3 separate regions of the Homo sapiens genome follow, and regions 2 and 3 are each linked to region 1. The links are chromatin contacts, found by Hi-C or POLR2A ChIA-PET in ENCODE. All regions are on one chromosome and are shown on one strand. Each heading gives the region's core, a stretch centred on a gene start or an enhancer-like site at or near the end of the contact. The rest is flanking DNA. Distances are from core to core; before and after follow the strand shown.

The links. Hi-C counts contacts between places; a loop is a spot of excess contacts on that map. ChIA-PET counts read pairs that join two places held with the same protein, here RNA polymerase II (POLR2A). Pooled maps may share reads with other maps.
Region 2: a pooled map shows a loop between it and region 1 (6-fold over the local background). The contact joins two enhancer-like sites. A Hi-C loop is called at or near these places in 3 of 37 single-sample maps with no recorded cell type and 3 of 50 pooled maps. POLR2A ChIA-PET finds 5 or more read pairs at or near these places in 1 of 52 experiments (activated T-cell).
Region 3: a loop to region 1 is called in a pooled map, with 2.8 times the contacts of the local background. The contact joins two enhancer-like sites. A Hi-C loop is called at or near these places in 1 of 168 maps with a recorded cell type or tissue (posterior vena cava) and 1 of 50 pooled maps. POLR2A ChIA-PET finds 5 or more read pairs at or near these places in 2 of 52 experiments (OCI-LY7 and activated T-cell).

The regions. Positions count from the first base shown.
Region 1 is chr4:88,319,430-88,322,129 of GRCh38, forward strand. All of the region lies in intron 3 of PPM1K-DT (PPM1K divergent transcript), which reads left to right. Among named protein-coding and RNA genes, the nearest start is that of PPM1K-DT, 36 kb to the left of the region's middle. RefSeq lists an enhancer at 1,410-1,489. Within about 2 kb of position 1,367, at least 16 of the 41 ENCODE cell types and tissues checked have a DNase peak (open chromatin) inside an H3K27ac peak, as active enhancers do.
Region 2 is chr4:88,610,838-88,613,537 of GRCh38, forward strand. The region is part of intron 3 of HERC3 (HECT and RLD domain containing E3 ubiquitin protein ligase 3); the gene reads left to right. Among named protein-coding and RNA genes, the nearest start is that of HERC3, 20 kb to the left of the region's middle. Within about 2 kb of position 1,439, at least 14 of the 41 ENCODE cell types and tissues checked have a DNase peak (open chromatin) inside an H3K27ac peak, as active enhancers do.
Region 3 is chr4:88,658,245-88,660,944 of GRCh38, forward strand. HERC3 (HECT and RLD domain containing E3 ubiquitin protein ligase 3) reads left to right here. Exons shown (of 26, transcript NM_014606.3): 10 at 171-247. Among named protein-coding and RNA genes, the nearest start is that of NAP1L5, 38 kb to the right of the region's middle. Within about 2 kb of position 1,272, at least 5 of the 41 ENCODE cell types and tissues checked have a DNase peak (open chromatin) inside an H3K27ac peak, as active enhancers do.

The sequences.
Region 1 (2,700 bases), core at 117-2,616:
GTGGATGGGAAATAGCAGGACTTGAGGGTAAGACATTGAGTTGAAAACAAAATAATGGTTATTGATCAAACGCAGTGGGGCTTAGGCTGGGGAGTAATGCATATGGATCTGGTGCCATTTTGAAGGACATTGTTGAAGGCAAGGGAAAGCGTCCCCTTCACTCTCTGAAGGTTTGCTGAAAATATTTAACAAGAAGACGATTAATAGGAGAAAAGGCATACAAATTTATTTGATCATAGTTTTTCATGACACAGGGGCCTTCAAAATGAAAGCCCTCCACCTCGAGGTTACAGAAAGAATATGGATTCAGAGCACAGCCAAAAACAGGCTATGGTGGTAAACTAGGCTTTAGTGGCAAAACAGGTTATGAGAGAGACAGAACAGGAGGCCTGCCTAGCAAAGTTGGCCTTATTATATAGATGAAACCTCATGGGTAGCAGACAGAATAGATGACAAATTCTTCTTACCTTTACCAAATTCTCTCACCTCTAAAGGTGTCAGACTCTTAATCTTTCCTAGATCTGACAAGGGAATCCTGGCTGCATGAATATAGATTCTCTACAGATGTAAATTTCCCCCAGGAAAGACAGCTTTGTAGGGCCAATTCCGTTTGCTGGCCCTCTGGCAGTCATCTCAAAGTATATCAAAGAAATATATTTTGGGGTAAAATATCTTGATTTCCTTCCACATCGAGGATGAAAGTTGCTGAAGAAAGGAAAAAAATGTTGGTAGCTCTTGCAGTGATCTAAGCAAAAATTGAGGCACTGGAGAGGAGACTTATTGAGGGGTATGAATCAACAGAGCTTGATTAAGTCTAGGGGTTAAAGGAGTGATTGGGTGACTGAGTGGATAATGGTAACAATCAAAATAGTATCTCAAATTCTACAAGATTCCTTTTGAGCTAGAGTTTGCTCAAAGTACATTCAAAGCAGCACCTGTTGAACTCTGACAGCCCAGAAAAACAATAGCTAACTCACGCATGGCTAAATAGCTCTTAGAATCATAGTGAGTCATTGTTTTGGTTATATTAATGGATTAATTCAGTTAATCCTCACAAAAACCTCATAAAGTAGGCAGGACCATATTCCATTTTACAAATGAGGAGATCAGTTCAGGAAATTAGAACAGAGAGGTGAACTAACTTAACCAAGGTGATATAGCCACTAAGTGTTGGAGTCTGACTTCAAACACAGTCAGTTTTTATACTGCCTTGTTTGAAGCCTGGGGTGAAGATGGAGGTGGAGTGCTGTCCTGGGAGTGGGGCTGAGGGATGCAGCACTTTACAAGGGCAAAGTTTCCTACAAATCACCTTTAAACATCTTTCTTCCTTCTCAAAGTTCACACTCACCCTGGCTGCCAAGTGCTCCCTGCTCCTCGGGGCTATTGCTGTGCTGTTCTTGAGAGCTTCCTCCTTCCACCAGACAGTTTCTGTTCCCCTTAGTTCTGAGAAATGTGGCCGTCCTGGCCTAGCACCCTCCTAGGAGAAGTGAAGTCCCCTGCAGATCTTTCTGTTTGTTTGTTTTTCTGGAGCAAACAAGCCCTGCTTTCAATTCAGGGAAAGGTGGAAGGAGAACAGAGGTCTGGGAATGTGAAGAAGCTAAGACAGTGGATTTGATTGGGCACTTGTTTTGTTTGTGGTGTCTCAGGGATATTCAACTGAAAAGAGAAACCACAGAGATAGGAAGCCAGAAGAGGTTTGAAATTCTTTTGAAATACTTACTAAATATTTGCTTTCAGACACTTTGCAGGAGTATTCAAACAGCATCTCCCTGTATGTTGGAAAGCAGCCCGTGTACACAGCTAAATATTTTTTCTAAATAATCTTGAAAAGGAAACTAAACCAATCATGCATCACTGACAAAGATTTTGTCTTTTTTTTTTTTGAGACAGAGTCTCGCTGTGTCACCCAGGCTGGAGTGCGGTGGCATGATTTCAGCTCACTGCAACCTCCACCTCCCGGGTTCAGGCGATTCTCCTGCCTCAGCCTCCTGAGTAGCTGAGATTACAGGTGCATGCCACCACACCCGTCTAATTTTTGTATTTTTAGTAAAGATGGGGTTTTACCATGTTGGTCAGGCTGGTCTTGAACTCCTGACCTCGTGATCTGCCTGCCTCGGCTTCCCAAAGTACTGGGATTACAGGCGTGAGCCACTGCGCTTGGCCTGTCTTTTTTTTTTTTTTTAATAGGATCTGTTCTAAAAGTAATTTATGATTTGCATTCTGAAACTTGCCATCTAGTCAAGTTTAAAGACCCATGTAGGAACAAATATCATAAAAGTACAAAAAATTGATCATCATATGTATGTAAATGTTGTAATTTTTAAAAAGTCTTCGTGATAATGAAAAGAATCCATGTTGACTATAGCAAACATAAAATACAGAATTTAAAAAATTCCTCTTACTGTCACATATAAGCACCATTAACATTTTGGATGTATTCTCTTCCAGACTTCCTGCAATCTCTTTCTTTCTTTTTGATTACTATATTTCTTTATATTTTATTACTACGGTTGTTGCTAGTTTTCCATTTCAAACATAGCTATTTTCTCTACATAATGCATAACCTGCTATTTAAAAAAAAAACAAACTTTGTTTAAAAATGTACAAAATTAACACATTCTCATCCAAAAAAGAGGTCTTGCAGTGAAAAAGCATATAGGGTCAAAATGATATGTTTCCCTGGTCCCATTCCCCAAGGTA
Region 2 (2,700 bases), core at 189-2,688, 290 kb after region 1:
CTCCTGATGCAGCTCCAAGGAGCTAATGGTAGGTGTTGCTGGGCCTCTGGATGTGAGTGAGCTCTGGCAAAGCAGCCGCACTGCGTCTGTCTGCATACTGGGTCAGCTGGCCCTCAGTCATCCTGCAGACGCCCTCCCCACAGGGCTGAGTGACTGCAAGAATCCCAAGCTAGAGGTGTGCCAAGAAGGCTTTGGGATTCAGCCTCGGAATCCAGCCCATGCTTGTGATCTAAATTTGGAATAAGGCAGGCTGTAGTGTAAATTACAAGAGATTCCAGAAATTTCTGTTGTTGGTTAAGCTTGTCTGTTAATTATAAACTCCATAGCAGCTTGGAATAATGCCTCTTTGAATGGAAAGATTATGTGGGTGGGTGCCTCCCTCTCTCCATTTAACTTTTTCGTTGGTAGGTGTGTTCTAAATCTGGATATGATTTGCGTTTGTTTTTAATGAGTGGGAAGAAGAGAATGAACTTGTTTTCTGTGTTTGCTTATTGAGAACCATGACCTGGAGAGCTGCTAGACATGGAAGGGAAGTCTGTGGCAGGCCTAGTTTGTTACAGGTATCTGTTGGTCTTGGCCCACAGGAATGCTACCCCCAAGTAGCTTCTGTGGTATTTGGGAAGGGAACATGATGGAAGGCCCCTTCCTTAAAAGAGGATTTTTCTGGGGGTTATGGGCAGGTCTGTGATTTCAGCTTGGTATCATTGCCCAGATTGGTTGACTTTGAAATATGAAGGATTTTAAAAAGTGAGTGTATGACTGTTCCTCTAAGGCTTTGAGAGTGTGAAGAAGTGAGTTGAAGGAGTTAATTCCATGGTGGCCAACTCCAAGTGGCTTACAGAGTTTTGAACCCAAGTGGCAAACTTAAGTTTCTTTTTCTTGCTTTGCAGTACTGGCTGTGAATGGAGTAATGCCTGACCATCAACACTTACTTTGCTGATTGGACTTGTTAATATTTCTAGTCCTAGCAGGGTGTCCACCAGCATGGGTATGGTCATCTAGCACTAGTCTGGAGGAGAATTTATTTCATTGCCTTGAAACTTTGTTTCCTGTTAAAATGCAAACAACCCTGGGAGCCACATAATCTGACCTTCCTGAGGGGAAGGAAAGTTGAAAGAAGGTACTGGTGTAGGAGATGCACCTGGACAAGTCTTCTAATGTGTGCCTTGATTCTGTCCTGCTAGTCATCATATACCATGTTATACACTCTGTCTCTAACTGGTTCAGCTGCAAGGCACATCAATTCATTTTTTTGGGATGCATTCTGTAGATGTGCCAGAGCAGTGATATAAAGCACCTCTCAGTGATTCTAAGGGTTTTGGAGATCCTTTTTTTCCTTCTTAAGAATATGTAACAGTTAACTATTGCTGTTGCTGACCCTGAGACTACTGTGGTTTCTTTGTACTCTCATTTCTGTACTTCTCACATTAGCAATACCCTTATGTGACCAACTGTGTGTGTGTGTGTGTGTGTGTGTGTGTGTGTGTGTGGTAAGAAGGAGGCATTTCAAAGATACATCAAATTCTGAAACTCCTGGTTATTCAGGCCCCAGATATTTTCCCAGTGTGTCAGGCAGCACACAGAGTTCTAGCTTAGGTGTGTCCATGACTCATTTGTGATTTGGCCAAGGGCATAGAGGCCTGTGATTCCCAGAAGCATTTTTCAGATGTAGTATATTAAGCCCCATCTAAACTCAATTTCCAGCTTTAAAAAAAAGTATTGGATTATAAGTCTTTTGCACATTCCTCTCTCACATGACTTTTCTCTCCTTCATTCTCACCTTTGCATTCAGACATATACCTCATCCCTCCCCGACAAAGCAGACAGAGTTTTTGTGATTGGAGTCATCATAGGGTTATTACTAATTTCCTTATGGTTTTTGTCCATGAATTTATTTTATAATTTTCTAAGACATAAAGTTACAGAGCTGGCATTTTAGGAAGTCTTGTGTGCCTTCCCCACTTTTTTTTTAATAAAGCAAGCAAACAAAACATAAGCTTTTTTTTCCTGAATGTTATTTTTTATAAGTGACTAAGTGGACATTAAGTAAATCTTGAGCTCTTTTATTAAACTAGAGACTGGTTGTCCATAGAAAGGATTCAATAAATACCTTAATTTACCATGCCTCTCATATTCCTACCTAGCCACATTGTAAACAGTACTCTTCAGCTAAATGAATAGTTCTCCTTTCCTCATACATACTCTGATTTCTAATATTGGGATTTTAGGGTAAGCTAATCTCTGTGTTATTAGGGATATCTGAACTTACATAAGTGTCTTCTAATCTTTCTCCCTATCTTGAATAGACAAGAACCGTGGTAGGGGCAGTTATTTAGTGTAATCTAATTTGACTCTGCTAAATTTTAAAATTCTCTGTAGACATACCAGGAAATCTTCTTATAGCAGAGCCCAAGGGTAACAATTTATAAGCAAGCTCTAACATTTCTGTGCAACTCTATTTGATTCATCTCTGTGATTGGTTCCTTTTACTTTCTCCTGAGTTAGTTTCCCTCTTGCAGGTAATTTAATCCAATTCACATTCGCACTTTGTATTCAGTCTAAGCATTTCCCTAATGCCCATCACCATATGTAACAGCTTTCCTGCTGTTTGATAAATGAGGTTTATAAAGCAGAACGTCCAAAAGCTTCAATTCCCAAACTGTGCTTGCTTCTAACCATGGTAGAAGTAATGCTTTCAAC
Region 3 (2,700 bases), core at 22-2,521, 340 kb after region 1:
AGTAGAAACAGTCCTAGGCAGTGAGCCAGGGGAGAAGATTTCTTACTTCTGTGACACAATTAAAATGGATAGGTACCCACTCTGAAGTGTATTCTGCGACAGTAGAAAAGGGGATCAAGGAGAAACTTCAATTAATGAAAAATATGCTTTCGGAATTTTTTTTTTGACAGATCGCTTTAAATATCATATCGTTAAGCAGATCTTCTCTGGAGGAGACCAGACTTTTGTACTTTGCTCCAAATACGAGGTAAAATTTTTCTTGTGACTCTTATTTCCAGGAAGGAATAATAGTGAACCAACATTTCTTTTAACAAGTAATTACAACATAAAGAGCAATGTTACTCTTTGTTTCTACCAATCCTATGTTATTTTTAAAATAAGCAAACTAAATCTGGAAGAAGTTGTCTCCATTTGGCTCCCTTGAAGTGCCAACAATTCTCCTGGAATTATGGAGTTCTAATTTATAATTTGAAATTATTTATTTATATTTGTACTTGTTCCAGAAACTCTGTAAAGGATGCCTAGGGAGTTGGTGCTTACTTTGGCATTATTTGATTTTCCATTTCTTTTCTTCCCTGTTAAGTGGCAACAAATGCTAGGTGTTTGAGAACTTGGTGGGTTTCTTTGTTTGATGTGATTGAGTATATATATGTATGTAAGAGGTACCACAATTTTCAGATGTATTTTATTATTTGTAATCTGCTTATGACATGACACCAAAATTTCCCTTCCATTGTCTCCTGCATCACTATAGTGGATAAAGACACTGTGACATTGTCTTTCTGCCTGAAGGTAGAGTGTGGATCCAGGTTTCTGTGACAGGGCTCGAATTCCTTCCACTCTTCCTTGCTGGGGGAATTCAGTCTGGAAAAACTCCACAGATTTGTTGTCAGTGCTGGACTCCTTCCCCTGTGCTTTCTCTCCTCTCTTCTCTTCTTCCCCACCCTTCCTGCTTTTATTCAGCAAACATTTCAACAGGACCAGCTCCGAGTGGTGCATGGATCCTTATACTCTCTTGGAGGAGCAAGGGAATGGGCTGTTAGTGAAGAAAAAGGAGTCAGAATTGACTGGGAAGATAATGAGCAACTGTGGAAACCAGGGGCTCTTTCTGTCTTGGAAACTTTCTCTATTAGTTTGATACTTAGCTATCTTTAAGTACACAAAGTATTTGCCTTCTAGTCATTCTGATTCTGTGATTAGGTTGGAAAATCCTGGTGGAGCCCGAGGCTGTAGGCTGGACAGCTAAAGCTGATGATTAGCTATTTTCCAGGTCAGGTGCCTGAAGAAGGTGGCTTAGTGCTACCATCTGGCGTGATTTGGAACTGCTGCCCTAGACTTATTTTAGACCCAGCCTCAGAGTGTGTATTACAGAGAAATCCTGAGGAAGCTGAGGTTTTTCTTTGTTTCTTCAAGATGTCAATAAAACAAAATACAAAAGGCACTGACTCTGTGGAGGATAATCAGTTTTTGTCCATAAGTAATAGAGTTTTAAGTATTTATTTCCCCTAGAAACTAGTATTGAATAGTGTTATTCAATAGTATCCAACTTTAATTTTCCTGTGAAATTTAACATGAAATTTAGTTTTCTCTTGTAAATATAGTATCTGATATATGTAACTGATTTTTATTATTGTAATCAACACCTTGGGCCTGGAAAACAACACACTGATGAGAAGGAAGTGAAGTAGCATACTATTAGAGAGGCAGGGCAGGTTAAAGTTTAAACAACTGGAAAGAGGGATAGGTATGCATGAAAAGTGTAAGATCACAAAGAAAAAGGAAAGTAAACATTACTTAAGAAGATGTTGCTCTTTCTTTTGAAACTGAAACCTATGCACATTTACTTAAACTATTAACCAGAGATGATTATTTAGATACAGAGGCTGATCAAATCATATGCTTACCCTGTTACCATATCACTTAAAGAACCAAGAAAAAGCACCTGTATAGTTACAGCCTCTATTTTTTTTTTTTTGAGATGGAGTCTTGCTTTGTCGCCCAGGCTGGGGTACAATGGCGTGATCCCGGCTCACTGCAACCTCCACCTCCTGGTTTCAAGCGATTCTCCTGCCTCAGCCTTCTGAGTAGCTGGGATTACAGGCGTCCGCTACCATGCCTGGGTAATTTTTTTTGTATTTTTAGTAGAGACCAGTTTCACCATGTTGGCCAGGCTGGTTTTGAACTCCTGACCTCAAGTGATCTACCCTCCTCGGCCTCCCAAAGTGCTAGGATTACAGGCGTGATCCACCACGCCCGGCCATAGCCTCTATTTTTATAAAAGGCTGACTCATTCATTACTGCCAGGCCTTAGGTGAAAGAAGGGAGGGAAGGAGTTATATTCAGATACCCCTTTGCTACACTGATTCTAGGTCTTGGGAATTTAGTGAATGTAAACCATAGCATCTCCTTTTCCTGTCGTTTTGTTCCCTGGATAGAATTGAAGAGGGAATGTGGTTGGGATTGTTAGAATTGTGTGTGCATGTGTGTGTGTTTGTGTGTGTGTCTATCTCATAATCTTCTTTTTCCTGGAACAGTGATTCTTAACCTTGGCTGCCTACTGGAATCACCTGGGAGCTCTACAAAATACTGATGACTCTAGAGATTCTGATTTAATTGGTCTGGAGTATGACTTGGTCATCAGGATTATTGAACGCTCCCATGGTGATTCAAAGTCCAGCCAAAGTTGAGAAACACTGACCT